Linked DNA regions of Homo sapiens: region 2 is linked to region 1. Evidence: read pairs that join two places in POLR2A ChIA-PET (ENCODE). Cell type or tissue: HepG2. All regions are shown on one strand. Each heading gives the region's core, and the rest is flanking DNA. Links, peaks and the distances in the headings are about the cores only. Region 1 has its middle 39 kb from the start of DPT. Region 2 has its middle 47 kb from the start of LINC00626.

The links. ChIA-PET counts read pairs that join two places held together with the same protein. Peaks named below come from ENCODE experiments on the same cell type or tissue, not always from the same donor. Only the 100,000 strongest peaks of a DNase experiment are listed, where the experiment ranks them.
Region 2: POLR2A ChIA-PET joins it to region 1 with 22 read pairs; 2 of 35 experiments call an interaction of 5 or more read pairs at or near these places.

What each region holds. Positions count from the first base shown.
Region 1 is chr1:168,686,447-168,694,789 of GRCh38, reverse strand. No RefSeq gene overlaps it. Among named protein-coding and RNA genes, the nearest start is that of DPT, 39 kb to the left of the region's middle. In HepG2, for the core only: a CTCF peak has its summit at 6,831; DNase peaks (open chromatin) are centred at 1,469, 4,329, 5,399, 5,959 and 2 weaker places; H3K4me3 peaks cover 873 bases.
Region 2 is chr1:168,830,090-168,838,432 of GRCh38, reverse strand. No RefSeq gene overlaps it. Among named protein-coding and RNA genes, the nearest start is that of LINC00626, 47 kb to the right of the region's middle. In HepG2, for the core only: no CTCF peak of the experiment used is centred there; DNase peaks (open chromatin) are centred at 3,792, 4,442 and 7,672; H3K4me3 peaks cover 617 bases.

The DNA.
Region 1 (8,343 bases), core at 1-8,000:
TTCACAAAGGGAGCCATTAATATTTTAGCAATTTCAGCCTGGTTCAGGATGGAAACCAGGAAATAGCCTTAGTTGGGTATGTGGAGCACAGCAGGAAAGGAGACAAGCAATGCTGATTGGCTGACTTGGCATCCATGAAGAAAGCAAATGGCTGGTGAGAGGATGGGGAGCTGGGAGGGTGCAGGGAGCATGGCTGGGGGAGGAGAGGCTGCAGCTGGGAGTAGCCAGGAGACTGCAAGAGGACATAAGTCAAGAAAAAAAACTTCTTTAAAGCAATTCAATAAATAGTGCCTGTGCCAAGTGGAATAAAAGGAGTTTCTACTAAGAAGAAAACTATTATTTGCACGTAGATAGGCCAAGGACAATGACAGAAAAGACATTGTCAACTTGGTTTGAATCTGAATAATTATACTTTATGTTATAGGTCTTTCAATAAGAACTAAGTGTCAGAGTGAATACTAAATCCCAGATCTGGTAACTGCAAGTTTTGTTCTCTGTTTTTTCATTACTCCAAACTTTCTACTAACTTGCTCCACAGTCTTGGATAAGTCACCTCTCCTTTCTAGGCCTACTGTTTAAAATGAGGACATTTATCTAGGTAACCATTGTGGTTTCTCGCAATTCTAAGAATCTCTGAACTCTATCACCTCCTGAATTGTTTATAAAGGGATTTTCTAAGGCATTTTCTTCCAGGAAAGGAGCCTGGAACTAAAGATGATAACCTAGGGCCTACCGCTGGCTCTGACAGAGGGTGGCTGTGTAAGATTAGAGAAATCCCCAAGCCCCCTTCCCCTCATCTGCCCAGTACAGGTAGGAATTCCTTTCTAAACAACTTTACAAGATGCTGGCCACATACAATGAGATAATAGAAAGAGGAGATACATGATTCCTGCCTCACAAGGCCTTCAGCCTAATGGTGAGATGAGAAGATAGATGATGACAATAACTGCAAGAAAGTTTCCTGAGGAAGCCGAGTCTATGCTTGGCCCTGAAGGACAAGTAGGACTTCTGAGGTGAGTAGAAAAGACTGTAAGCTCTGGCGTCAGACTTCCTGGACACAAATCATGGTCCTGTCACTTCCCAGCTTTATGACCTTGGCCACGTCACCTACCTTTCCTGAGACTCTATTTCCTTACCTGTAGAAATATAGTACTTACAACACAGGGTTACTGTAAGAATTAAATGAGATCACATAGTGTCTTGCATATAATAAGTACCCAATAAATGTAGTCAGAGAAGGAAAACAGTGTCAGTATATATTGGAAATAAAATTCCTTAGGTAAGCCGGATTTTAGTAAACGTCAATAATAGGAAACATTTATCAAGCAAACTTAAGTCCCACTTACATTTGCTCAGTAACTGAATCAATAAATTATCAAGTGTTTATTATATACCAACCATTTTACTAGGCACAGTTCCTGCATTCTGGAGAATTATAAACTAAAGGAGTTAGTCAAGCAAACAAACCGTGACAGTACAGTTTGATAAGTCAAGGGCAGGCGGCATTTCAATAGAAGGCGGTGAGAGGTCAGGATAGGAAAGGGGATGGTAGAATTTAAGGCAATGGAAATGATATTATGGAAGGCAAAAAATAAGGTATGCATTTGAGAAAGGTTCTCCAGGAAATACTGGCCTTACCAAGGGGGCCTGGGAGGTCCAACATACAGTCATATTGCTCTAAAGAGAGATTGGTTTCTCACATCAGTACCATAAGGCATTCCACAATTTGGTCATGTTAGTAGTAACTTATTCTATCTATCTGGAACTCAGATGGCCTGGAGAAGTTCTCTCTCCATCCTGGCCCTTCATCCATATATATGTCTTCATGCTTGATTGCTTTAACCCAAACATGAAACTCAACACTTTTGTAAGTTCCTTCAGAAAAATTCATTCTCACAAAAGCATTAGTGCTCACAAATGCTTAAACAGATCTGGGATTTAGTCCCCACAAACTCAAAAACAACAACAACAACAGATTCTGCATATTTCTGTCTTTATAAATGTTCTTGTTCACCGGGAAATCAAGGATTTCCATCTCTCTAGCTGGTCCCCCAGCTAGCTCCAAGCCTACTTGGTTCTTCTCTTATTAATCAGAGAAAATGTTTCTCAACATAGTCCATGACCAAACAGTTGTGCACATCACGGTGGCCAATAGAACAGAGATCACATAGTCAATAGCATCCACTCTCCTTTTAAAGTCTCAGTCAGTTTTAATTAAACCACTTCTGTTTAATCGAACCACATTATTAAGCAGTGCTATCTGAACCTGGTTACCATCCTGAGATCCAGAATTGGTGAGACTGGATAGGCAGAACCCTTGACAAAATGTTGCCTAGACATACTTGGGCATAGCATCCCTTTCCTACTAACTTGTTGAATCTCTGTTATTAAATGCATTCCTTTATAAAGCAAGAATTAAAAAACACACGTACCTTAAAATTTATGGTAAGAAATAATAACATATTCATGCATATCTCAGATTTTCATATCCCACCCATATCTCAATTTTTCATAGAATGAAATATTTCTAAAAAGTCAAAACCAACCAAAAATCCCTATTAATTTTAAAACCTATTCATTAGATGCCACTGTGTCTTGCTAAGCACTTGAATCTACCTTTGTGTGACCTTCTTCTTCCTCTCACACCAATGCAGGCCTATTTATCCATAAGAAGCCCAGTTATAAATGTGAATGAATGACTGTATCAGTGAAAAATGCTCAATAGAAATATTGCAAAATGCAAATTATGAATTTGCATTGTAGCATTTTTTATTCCTTTGTTCTTCTATATACTTTTCTGCCTTCCCCAACTTATAAAAATAATTATCATTGATTGTATTTATAATCAAAAAAGAAAAGTAATTTTAATCTTATAAAACAAAAAAAGTCACCGGCTTCCAGGCAGTTCAGTCCTAGGACAATGTTTCAGCTGAAAGGTGACCATATGGTTACTTCATGGAAAGAAAGAGATTATGAAGCCAGGCCCTTTCATCTAACCGGCCGCCTAATGGGTTATAATTTAATATGCAGAATTACCTGCTCTTTCCAAGGTCTCTAACCATCCCCAGAGACAATGGAACAGATGTGCAGCCTGTCATAAGGCCAATGTGAAACTAACATTTACAGCAGAAGCTGGAAATCTTCTCCCCACGTCTTCCACGCATGGAAGTCCTACTTCAGGGCCAAGTATAAATTCAGCTTCCCCAGGAAACTTCCCTTAGCCTTCCAAGACTGGGGCTCTTCACTCCCTCAGCATTCTGTGTCTTTATCTTCATGTCCCTGAGGACAGGAGTCTCATTTCCGTTTGTTCATTGGTAAATTTCCCATGCCTAGCTAAGTGTTTCACACATAATGGGCATCCAAGACATGTATTTTTAAACTAATCTGGATTTCTGGTTGGTTTCAATAGATCGATCAACACTCTAAGCAACCAAAAACTGAAAAAACACTTTGAAAATTATGAAATTCTATTAACAGGCAAGGTATTATGATGGTACTGTGGTTCTGATGGAGGTTAATACCACTCTTACTCTCTTTATTCATCATTATTGGGTAATCATTCATTTAATCCCTTTAAGAGCTATTCACTAATGATAAGTGAGTTGGAAAGTATAACATACGATCACAATGATCACTTACACATTCAGAAAGTGTATTTTACCATCCTGGGTAACATAACAATTTTGGTGTTTTTATGAACTGTGAACTGTATCAAAATCAACACGTGAGCAGCTAGCACAGTACTAGGCACTTGGCAGAAATGAGGGAAAGTCTCACTGAATAACTCCTTGGGAGACTGGGGGACCAAGAGGCAAAGGGGCTCAGGTTGGTAAAATAGTGTAAACCTGTGAAAATTTGGATGCTGTTTTTAAGTCTCATATAAGCATATGAGTTCTAGGGGTGGGGTGGGCGGGGATTTTTGTCTGATATATCCCCCGCACCTAGAATAGGGACTGACCCATGGTAGAAATTCAACAAATATTTAATGAAAAAATAAAAGTAGAGCCCTAAGACAGACCCTAATGCAGATTATGACTTCATTAACATAGACCTTATAGCCTTTTCTTTTTCTTGTTACTCCCACTGAAAGTGTACCTGTGGGATCACCTCATGATTAGATGGACCAATGCAGTGAAGCTGGTTTTTCAGAATTAGGTAGCTTTCTTTTTATATGGCTGTCTAGCAGGCATTCGTAGACCCTGCTGGTGTCTGGAATCTGTCTTCTCTGTGTCTGGTAGATTTCAGCTGACCTGGGTGTCTCTGTGGGCCTCTTTTGTTGGCAGACTCAAAGGTGAACTCATTAGCCATTACCCCCTTGGAAATATGTTCTGGGAAATCAAACATGCTCTGAGTCACATCTGTCTGCCGCCTACCACAACAGTGTAGTATGCAGACTGGTTCTGCCAATAGGCTTCTGGGAGGAAGAAATGGAAAATCTGTCATGGTATGAACTGCACAGCTCAACTTGGAGAAGGACTTCAGTCCACAGAAATTCACAGAGTGAAGGCAGGCTCTTAGTTCTCTTCATGCATAGGTAAGCCTCGAGAAAATTCCCAGGTCCCTGCAGAGGAGGAGAAAAAACGGAAAGAGGTGGACAAGTGGATTGTGTTGGGCAGGGCGGCGACACTCAGTGCTTTCCAGAACGGCACTTTGGCTTGTTCTAAATGGATAATGTCACATGGCTATGCTTTTGTACACATAAGGTTGATCGCTACTTCAACAAGGTGCCATTAATCAGCTTCCTTGCTCCTGGTACAAACTGAAGAAAGCCAAGAAGCATAAAACACATGCCTTTCCTCAGAGAGATTTTTTATTCTAGAGAGGGAGAAAAGAACAAAAAACTGGAAAGGTTAATGAATAAAAGAAGGCTGCTCACAATCCCACACCCAGTGAGTAATACACAAAGAAAACCTTATGCTATTGCAGAGAGCAAAGGATCACTATGAGCTGGAGAAACAGAAGGCATTAGGACAGGTAGAAGATGAAGAAGACTTATGCCAGCAGCAGAGACTGCCTGAGCAAACCTATGGAAGTGAGGAGGCTCCTCAAGAAGCCAAGAAAAACCTTGGGTCTCCTGAACCCAATTCTCAGGCTGGAGCCCAGTGAGGCAAATGAATTGCCCAAGGACACCTATGAGTAAATGTTGGGGACACTTAGAATTCAAGCCTCTGGGATCTGAGCTTGGTTATATCCTCTGTCAGGTCCCTGTCCAGTGAGTGGTTTAGTGAGGCGAAGAGAGAGGGAGAGAACATGCATTGCAGGCTCTTGCACTCTATGCTCAAACAGGCTTTCCCATTTGCTACTCGCAGATACCCTAGACTGGCATAGTTACTGCCATTTTATAGATAGGTTCAAAGGTCCCCAAAATAATAGGTGACTTGCCCAAGGTCACACAGCTAGTGGAAATGGATGTTGAACTGAAGTCTAGCTGTTTACAAAGCCCAGTCATCTCAGCTATGTCAACTTGGAGTCAAGGGTTTCCACTGGGAGTAAGGAGAGATAACTGCTTTAAACTCTGCTTTTTAAATAATGTTCAATTTGAAATAGTTGAATAATGTCCAATTTTAAAAAATGATTCAAAGATTTATTCCAGTATTTTAAACATTGCCTCTGGAGGGAGAGATGGCACTGTAAGGTGGTCAGGAGGACGTTGTTGGAAGTTAGAACACCAGATGAGTTGTCTGAAAATAATAATGTTGCTACTCGACTGTTTTATATTACTGTAAACATTACCCACTATAATAAAATCAGACACAGGTTCAACATCTCCTGTAGTAATAATAACTCTAGTCTGCCTTCTAAAATGACTCCTAAATAACAAACCCTCCATAAACTCAATCTAACCCAAATAAACAGAATTGCTGTGACAACCGAGATCATAATTGTCTTTGTTTGATCCTTCAGCCTCCACAATTGTGCAGGCTCTCCACACCGAGTCATGGCCTTGTTTATCTTTGCTGTGTGTGCTCTGGGAAGCTTTCTGCCTAGAGAATTAGCACACTCAATAAGCATCACTGTTCTCTTCAGTTGATTAAACTCCAGCATACTCGGTCTGTTAGCAAAATGTGTTGGGCTGATATCACAGTTCTAGCTCACCTCACCTCATGTTGCTCTTTTTCAATTTTATCTTAGACTGTGCAGGTTTTCTGCATCATAAACCAAATTAATCACTGAGATCTGATAGTTATAACAGATTCTAGACACATAAATTATTTTTCATTAGCTTTAATTGCCTGTAAAGGAATTTGGACACTTAATCTAAGGAAGTGAAATAATGTGGTTCAGCTCTATTAGACAATGTAAAGCTCTCACTTATTAAAAAATAAAAAGTGTAGAAAGGTAAGCAAATTTCCAGTAGCTGCAACCTTAAGGTCCTTCCACAGGAAGCCAATCTCTATGGCCACCAACAGAGCTGTCTTTGATGTTACGTGCAACTTCAGTCCACACTGGCTTCAGTGCCTTCAGAGCAGGTCTCTATCTCCTGAAGATCCAGGTCTTTGATTCTCCTATGGCTCTAAATATATATACCAAATAATAATGATGACTACAATTAATTATTTTTGTGCATACTCTGAGCCACGCTCTTTACTTAACCTTTATATGCACCTCATATGAATACTCAAGTAGATTTCCAAAGTGGCTATCATTATCCTTATTTTACAAAGGATAAGACTGACACAGAGGGATTGAATTCCTTTCTCAGGGACATAACAGTACACACTGAAGCAGAACTCAGACTCAGGCCTGGATGAGTCCAGAGCCTGTGCATTCCAGGATATTCTGTGCTCTCCTGAGACTCCAATATAGACTGTGCCATGCTGCCTCCTATAGGAGTAACAGCCGCTCCTGGCGTGTTTTCTCTCACCACCTAGGGCTCAGCCAGCATGAACACCACGTCAACTTAACATGAAAGCTAACTTCAAACATTGAGTCTAGTAGGTCCTTTCCTGGTACACATGGTTCATGACTGTATCCCCAGTACCTCACAGAGTACCTAGTACATTGTTGATGCTCAGTCACAAATATATGTTTGTTATAAATAAATAAACCCAATAAATAATAAATAAATAAAATATAAATATATATACAACATATGAATGGAATAAACTCACTAAGTGAACATTTTTGGAGTGAATGAATGACTTAGTTGATTATTCTTGGTAGATGCTCTAAGTGGCAGTCCCTTCATTCACCTGTTCTTCCCCCAGACTCTTCATTCGTAGTCTTTCAATCCATATTCTTTCACTGTTGCTTTCATTCCCATATCCCCAAACATTTACACTATCTGTGACCTTAGAACTTATACCCCATGGCTCTAAAAAAATGAAAAAGTATGACCACACATATTCCATTTTTTCATAGACTCATGCCTGACCTCCTCACCTTAACTGAACCCTGGCTTTCCCTGCAGTCCTCTTGGTCATGCATTCACATAGGCTCTGAGTCCTGTGGAATCTCTAGAATAATTTTCACCTCCTAAGTAATTCTTGAATTTGAGCCCTTTCATCTATTCTCCAACTGTCTCCTTTATTCAGATCCTTATCCTTGCTTTCCTGTCTCCTTTGGTCTATGCTTTTCTTTAGGAAGTCCATTTAATTGCTGGAGGGAGATTTTTCCAAAACATAAATCCAATAGGTTGTATCCCCACTTAAAATTTTTCCTAAACACTTTCCAAGCAAACCACATAGTCTTTCAGTGGCATAGCACCCTTCACACACACCGCCAGGTTCCTGTGCTCCAGATATGCAGAATTAGTCACGTTTCCCTGAAGAGACCATGTGTCCCTATGCCTCTGTGCCTGTTCACATACAATTTCCCATGCTTGGATGCCTCTGTACCTGTACCTTCTTTCCCTGGAGGACTTTCAGTGGTGTGTTTCCTGGTTTCCAAGGTGAGTTAATAGTTCCTCACTGGTGCTGCCATATACCTGATTATACCTACGTCATAGCACTTGTCACATTTCTGCATTTTTTTCTATTTTCACAGTAACTAAATGTTCTCATTGTCTCTTCATACCCAGTGCCCAGCATATGGTAGGTGTTCATTAACTATTAACTATATAAATATTTAAAGAATGAAAGGAGAGTCTTCTGACACTAGGCAGTCTACAGTTCCATGGAAAATAACCACAAGTAGAACTCATCATCTCTATTCCAGACTACTGCAATGGCTTTCTACCTAATGTAGCTGTCTTTGTTCTTGCTGTCCCCTTCAAATTCCACTTACACACAAATGCCAGAGTGATCTAACATGGAAATCTTTGACTCCAATGCTTACACTTGCCATGTTCCTCATAGTAGATGGGTTTAAACTCAACTTCTTAAAAAGGCATTAATGTCCTCC
Region 2 (8,343 bases), core at 152-8,151, 140 kb before region 1:
TTACATTCCCACCAAAAGTGTATTAGCGTTCCTTTTTCTCTGCAACCTCGCCAGCATGTTTTTTTTTTACTTTTTTAATAGCCATTATCAGAGAGATTTTGAAGCACCATCAAATACATAGCAGGATTCCACATTCCAGCTAATCCACACTTTCAGTCAACACTGTGATGAAGGATTTTAGGTCCCTATATTCATTAATAAAAAGAAATGCTACCAAACTTAATAGGAAGTTGAATATTTTGATGCTTCCCTTTCAGTAACTGAGGATAGAGGCATTTACAATACTTTTTTTAAAATTTTTTTTATTTTTAGTATTTATTGATCATTCTTGGGTGTTTCTCGGAGAGGGGGATTTGGCAGGGTCATAGGATAATAGTGGAGAGAAGGTCAGCAGATAAACACGTGAACAAAAGTCTCTGGTTTTCCTACGCAGAGGGCCCTGCCGCCTTCTGCAGTGTTTGTGTCCCTGGGTACTTGAGATTAGGGAGTGGTGATGACTCTTAACCAGTATGCTGCCTTCAAGCATCTGTTTAACAAAGCACATCTTGCACCGCCTGTAATCCATTTAACCCTTAGTGGACACAGCACATGTTTCAGAGAGCATGGGGTTGGGGGTAAGGTTATAGATTAACAGCATCCCAAGGCAGAAGAATTTTTCTTAGTACAGAACAAAATGGAGTCGCCCACGTCTACCTCTTTCCACACAGACACAGCAACAATCCAATCTCTCCCTCTTTTCCCCACATTTCCCCCTTTTCTATTTGACAAAACCGCCATCGTCATCATGGCCCGTTCTCAATGAGCTGTTGGGTACACCTCCCAGACGGGGTGGCGGCTGGGCAGAGGGGCTCCTCACTTCCCAGACAGTGCGGCAGGGCAGAGGCGCCCCCCACCTCCCAGACGGGGCGGCGGCCAGGCGGGGGCTGCCCCCCACCTCCCTGTCGGGGCGGCTGCCCGGCGGAGGCGCTCCTCACTTCCCAGACGGGGCGGCTGCCGGGCGGAGGGTCTCCTCAATTCCCAGACGGGGTCGCGGCTGGGCAGAGACGCTCTTCACATCTCAGATGGGGCGGCGGGGCAGAGGCGCTCCCCACATCCTAGACGATGGGCGGCCGGGCAGAGACACTCCTCACTTCCTAGACTGGATGACGGCCGGGAAGAGGTGCTCCTCACTTCCCAGACTGGGCAGCGGGGTGGAGGGGCTCCTCACATCCCAGACGATGGGCGGCCAGGCAGAGACGCTCCTCACTTCCTAGACGGGGTGGCGGCCGGGCAGAGGCTGCAATCTCGGCACTTTGGGAGGCCAAGGCAGGCGGCTGGGAGGTGGAGGTTGTAGCGAGCCGAGATCACGCCACTGCACTCCAGCCTAGGCAACATTGAGCACTGAGTGAGCAAGACTCTGTCTGCAATCCCGGCACCTCGGGAGGCCGAGGCTGGCAGATCACTCGCGGTCAGGAGCTGGAGACCAGCCCGGCCAACACAGCGAAACCCCGTCTCCACCAAAAAATACGAAAACCAGTCAGGCATGGCTGCGCGCGCCTGCAGTCCCAGGCACTCGGCAGGCTGAGAAAGGAGAATCAGGCAGGGAGGTTGCAGTGAGTCGAGATGGCAGCAGTACAATCCAGCCTCGGCTGGGCATCAGAGGGAGACGGTGCAAAGGAGAGGGAGAGGGAGGGGAAGGGGGAGGGGGAGGGGGAGGGAGAATACTTTTTATCCTATTGTGGAGCTTCAGTCAAAGGACCCAGAGAGTGAAATTTATTTGCTCTGATAATTTCACTGATGAAATGACTGTCACAGCTGGAATAATATGCAGAGAAGAGGACAGCAAGGAAAAAGTAAATAGACATTAAAGAACACTGGGACTCTATCATTGCAGGTTGAGGAGGCTCATATAGTAGGAATAGTTCTTTCCTCCTTTTAAGAGTGATTTTATCTTTTTCCTCCTAGATTTCCTTTCCTTGGTGGCTGTGGGAATCTCTGCCTTTGCACAGTAGCCTCCAGAAGCTTGTAAGCAAATAAGATATCTGACATTTACAAAATGTCTTACAGTTTACAGTGCAGTTTCACATACATTACCTCCTTAGATGCTCACAACATCCCTGAGCCTGCCATGTGGTGTCGTTCCCACTTGATAAGGAAGGATACTGACTTTTCAGAAAGGTTAAGTGACTATTCAAAGTCATGCAGCTCATTTAGTCGCAGGGTCCAGATTCAAGCCAGGAGGTTGTCAATGTTTTTTCAGCAATGCATTGAAACTCAGTGACTGATACAATGAGTGGCAGTAAATAAGATATCAGAAGCCATCTATCTGTAGGTGACAGCTTTGCTGGGATCCCAGGTCTCTGCCGAGGACAGAGGGCACAGAAAATGTCTTTGGAGACTATTGCACATATCCTTAGGGCTCCAAAAGTTTCACCCACTGCGGATGGCTCTAACCAGGTCTCTTGAATTCTAGTCTTGACTTGTCCACTGTGTTTGGAATCTTGGGCAACTTATGAAGTTTCTCTGGTTTTACTTTTTCTTTTCATTAAATACAGTTACTGATTATTACCCTAATAACATCAGGATTGTTGTAAGAATAAAGCAAATAATAAACATCATCTCAGAAGGCTTAAAGTGCAATATAAAAGCTAGAAAGGTATTGTTATTCTTGTCAGTAATAATGTAATAAATAGTACAGTAAGACTTTGGTTTCGGTTAACATTTGACAGATGTCCACGGACCCCACGCCAGGTAAATACTGCAGTAGCTTCCTAGAATTGTGTGCATTTATTTTTCCAATTTGAAAAAATACCAAGACATATCAATATAAAAATTATCCACATTTCTAATATTGAAAATTAATACAAATTAAGAATATGACATCTCCTGTCCTCGTCTCCCCTCCCCTCCCCTGTTCTTCAACTTCCCTATTACCTCCCAATCCCACCCCCAGAGTTAATCACTGTTGACTGCTTCTTGTTTTCTTTGCTTTAGTTCCTGGATTTTTATGAAATGTGCTACACTGAGAAATAATATTGCTATGCAAATAATGACCACATCTTACAATCACATGGAGGCTTATAGTTTATGAAATACTTGTTTGAGTACTATCACCTTTGAGCCTCCTAAGAGTGCTTGAGAAGTGCTTATTATGCCCTTTGTATTGTAGTTCAGTCAGAGTAATACCATGGAATCAAAGACATGAATCCTGCAGCAATCAAGTTTAGTGAGGGAGATGAAAAATTATATACAACATGCTTATACATTTTTTAAAATTTATATTAAAATACATTTTAATTATACACATAATATAAAATAAACTTTATATTATAAAATGTATATATATTTATATATTTTAAATATATGTAAATGTATATATTTTTATTATAAAGTATATATATTTTAATGTATTTTAAATATATAAATGTATGCTTTAAATATGTAAATAAAACATATATATCTGTTTTATATATATATATACACACATACATATATATACACACACATATATATCTATATATATAATTAATTCTGTCTAGGGCCTGGTAGAAAAGAGAGGCCAGGAAATATTTTATATAAGAGATTACAGTAGAGCACAATTATGAATGATATTAAAATCTAGAGAGCAGTGATTACTCAAGGTCAGACCACTAGAAAGGACTCAAACTCATATCTTATGGCTCCAAGCCCAAATTTCTTTCTCCCACACTTTATTGTACAGTTTATGGTTTGCCCATTCAAAGCAGGCATGTTTTATGTAATATTTAACCAGAGTCAAAGGAATTTCCCAGCTTCAAAGACATTTAGTACAGCTGACAGAGACATGTGATTGCCTGAATGGATTCTAAAGTTCATAGAATTGCCAGTTACTGTGAGAATACCCTTGATGTGTCAGGACGTGTGTGGTGCAAAATAGATGAAGTAAGGAAAGTTTCCTTTTGGAACATTTCTCCTCAAACACTTCAGACTTCCTGGCCCTCTTGCTGTCTCAGGCTTCTGAGGCTCCATTGTGATAACACAACCAAGGCTACCTGGTCCTTAACATGGGCCTATCCCTAAATTATCCAACACTGACCAGCCAGTGTGTCATAATGATGCTTAACAGGCTGCAGCGGAATCTGGTGTGAGTACATTACCATGATGTGATCCATTACTAATCATGGTGTAAGGGTGGTTTATGTAGTGAATATTTAGTTCATTTAGGCATGAGATATATAGAAACTAAAGTCCCTTGACTCAAAGATATGGCTTTATAAAGCTGCAATTTGAGACGTACTGCCTGAGGAGGGAAATATGATTTGTGTTGGGCAGTGGGGGATTAGAAACCACCAACTCTTTTTACATGTGACGCTGGATCTCACAACAGCAGAAATAACTGTGACCTTGCTTAGCTTATTTATTTGTTTTCCATGCTGGTGGTGACTGGCTACTTTGGTGGGGTAGGAAGAGTGAAGGTTTTTCTAAGGCAAAGGACAACACATGGAGTGTTCAGCCGAGAGGGGCTCCCTCCCCTTGGCCTTGTGTCTTATCACCCCTGTGGCAGGAAGGAAGATGCCTGCTGCTATTGACAGCTCTGGCAGGGCCACCTCCGGTTTCCTGTTCTTTGGGCTGCCTCAGTGGCAGGGGGCAGGTAGCAGGGGGGGAAGAAGCACTGGCTACCAGAGGAGGGGTAGCTTAATGAAGGCAATAATGCTCCAGGAATTAGGGGAGAAAAAGCCAGGCTTAAAGAGTCCTATTTGTTTCAACCAAGAAACACTATTATTTGGACTATGAGAGCTCAAAGGCCCTTCCAATGCCAGCACTCAGTGACTTCATAACTATGAAGGGAAGGGGCAGAGTGGTATTGGGGAGTTTCTGCTGAGGGAGCCAAAAGTTTTGCCAGCCTTTCCTGTCCCCATGACACCTCTTTTATTTCCTGTCCTTCCCATTGCCACGGGAATTTGCATGGGTAGTCACTATGCCTACTGTGTTTATTGCTTTATTGCAGCACTTAGCACTGTGTCTGACACATAATAGAAAATTAATAAATATTGCTGAATGATCTTTATGACTATCTATATATATTTGAAGTAAAATCCCATGAACTATTTCCTTCTTTATAGTCTATTCAGACTTAATACTTTGGTTAACAAATAAACAAATTAAACTTGTGCATAGGACAAAAGGCTAGAAGGAAATTATCAAAATATTAATAACTTTCTTTGGGAAATATAAATATGTTTATTTCTCTCTGTTCTATTTTGGTTTAACTTTCTTTTTCTACCTTTCTATAACTAAAAAAGTGTGTTAACTTTTGTAATGAAAAAAATCTTCAGCAAACTTTATTAAAAAATGTAAAATCTTTTTGGGGGAACTCTATTTTCTGAAGAAATAACAACTACTGACTTCCTATAATGTTTGGGTGGGGTGCAGCCATGGGTGGGCTTTCGTGCACATATGTACACATCTACATATGTAGTACCTGTACATTCCTCCAATGGAGATGTTAACTCCTTCTTTTAAAGTTCAGTGTAGCCAAATAAGAAAGACAAGCAATGTACTTGGTAAGCTCTTCCAGGACAGTAGCATTACACAATTCTTCCATGAACATCTGCAGAAGTGCTTTCCAGCTTCCCAGCTGATTAATTCTACAGCCTCATCTCTTTCTGGGCCCATCTCCTCACTGCCGCCATACTGAATTGCTTGTAATTCCCTGAGGAAGCTAAGTCTTGCCTATCTCTGCTTTTGCACCTTTCCACCTAGGAAACACCTCTCCTTCAGAATGCAGCTCACTAAAGTGTCACACACTCCATAAATCCCTTTCTGGCTCTTTTCCCAGCTCTACTCTTCACCTTTATGGACAACTGATCCCCCATCCTCTGGGCATTCGTTGCACCCCATGAGGGTCCCCATCGCAGGCCTGCAACCCTGGACCGTGCTTATCTGTACAAGTTTGTTCCTCCACTACCCTTTGGCTCTCTGCAGGTGTGCAGCAGGTCTGAGTGCCAGAACCTAGCACAATTCTTTGCACCTAGAAGGACCTCGAGGGTTGTTTGATAAAGGAGCATAACTGACCTCAGCCTGCCAGTCCCAGTGACAGGTTAATGGCAGGTGGTGACATAGTGGGAAGAAATGCATGGGAGGGAAGACGTGTTTAAAATTGTAATGGAAGTCAGAAAAAAGGAGAATTTACTGCAGCCAACTTTTAGAGATGTAAACTGACTTGCCATTTGTTTTGGATCTCCCAATGCACTACTTTGTTGTTTTTGTCTCAAAATGTCATCTGAGATGATGCTGTTTATATCTTGTCTATCACAAGTTCTACGGTTTGGTGGTAAGAACACAGAAACTGGGTTCTATGCTGCTATGGTAATCATTGCCTGTAAAAAACAAAATCAAACAAATGACTTTTCTCCTTGAGGCCATAAAAAAATAAACAGCTTTGAGATACTTCCTAATTAAGGTGTAAATGTTCACCCCATATACTCCAAGACAACTATGATAATTATAATAGCACATTCATTATATTCACAAACGTTTGCAGAGCACCTACCATGTGCCAGACACTGTTTGTAAGTGCTGGCATGGCTCTTGCCATGGGGACTGGGGAAAATAGGTCCTTTCTACCATGGTGTGGCTGGGAATTTAGCTGCTTCTTCCCTTCCCCCAATATCCATGGGGCACCATGTTCTGACCTCAGCCTGAAAAGCAAAAGGCATTTAACCCCTACCTGAGCATGTGAAGGAGGGAAGCCTATTCTCTTTTCTCACGGCTCCTTGATAAGAGATGCACCAACCATGGGGCTTCTGAGAATGAGGGAGACCATCATCACAGGGAGATGCAAAGGTAAGGAGAGAGAAAAGAGGCTTTCATGTGCTGACGATGGGGTGGAAGGGCAGTAAGACAGGAGACTTGAGAAATGGGAATTGCAGCAAGGAGCTATCAAGACAAGAAATGTGTAAAGAGAATGAACTAGAAGTTAGGAGAAAAAAATGGATAGATGGAAGCTGGGGAATAGACAGGGTATGGGAGAGCTAGAACTAGAGAAAGAGTGGTGAATGACAAAGCAATTGTGTTACTTCACCGTGTCCCAGTTGTGTGCTTCTCTTGGGGAACCTGGGGCCTCTCATTGTTTAGCGACTTTAGCCCAGCTTGAGATCCTGGGTCAGCTGCCCAGGCTCATTTATTTATTTATAAAATGCAACCTATCAAACTTAGAATCTAATGAAGATTCTTCCCTTGGCATAATAGGGCCAATCTGGGCATAGGGCATGATCTGGTTCCTAACCCACTCTCCAACCTCATTGCCTCCTACTCACCCTTTTGCTCAATCCACACTGGGTTTCTTACTGTACATCAGACATTCTTATCCTGCATTTGGCCTTAACATGAGTTGTTCTTTAAGCCTATAATGCTCTTTGGGCAAATATTTACATGTCTGTATTCCTCAGTTTATTCAGATCTCTGCTCAACTGTTACCTGCTCCTAAAAGCCTTCCCTGACAAACCTATTGAAAACAGCTTTTCTTATCAATCTTCATGCCCAAACTGTTTTTTTAATCATTAATTACTATCTAACTTCACACATGTATGCATTGATTCATTCAATCATATATTTATCTTTGCCATTTAGAAGATAAGATCCATGTGTTGGGAGAGATTTCTCCATGAGTCTCACATTTCTGCCTTTTGTGTGAACAGAGACATAGACTTTGTTGCCGATGATCTCTTCTAGTCCATTTGTATAGTAAACACCCTGGAAAGTGGAGAGAGTGTCTCACTCCAGAGCAAAGACCAGGAAAGCTTAGTGACCAGTTAGAAAAGATTTAGATTCCCTAAACTCAGTGTTCTTTTCCTGTAATACAACCCACTGCGTGTTCCCCTGTCACCTGGTTCCATGGGTCCCAGTTCTCACAAGGTGATGCCAGTGCAAGAAGAGGCTGTTACTCTGCATCCACTGAAAATGTTTCAGGCTAACTTTTAGCTTGCAACTAGGGTAAAATGCTTTAAGAGTGGATACTCAGCTATTTAATTACATTTAATTACATCTTGGTAAAGGTCCTTCCCACCCTTCCCACACTGCTACCTGTGCTCAGATTCCCTGTTCCTCTATTAGCCACTATTGGTGTCTAGAGCACAATAAATTGCAACCGCCCTCAGTGAAGCATCCCAAGACCAAATCAGGACTCATATGTCATAGCTTAGGGAAATTTCCAACCAGTGGGGCTGATCTCAAATCTCCTATCTCCCCCAGATTTGCACCCAGGAAGTCAATTTAGATAATCCCCTGACTTTTCCCCAATGCCTGCAGAGTTTGAATTTTATCTGTGGGAGTTATTTATAGAGAGTTTTCTTTGTGCATGAGCAAGACTGAAAATTTACAATG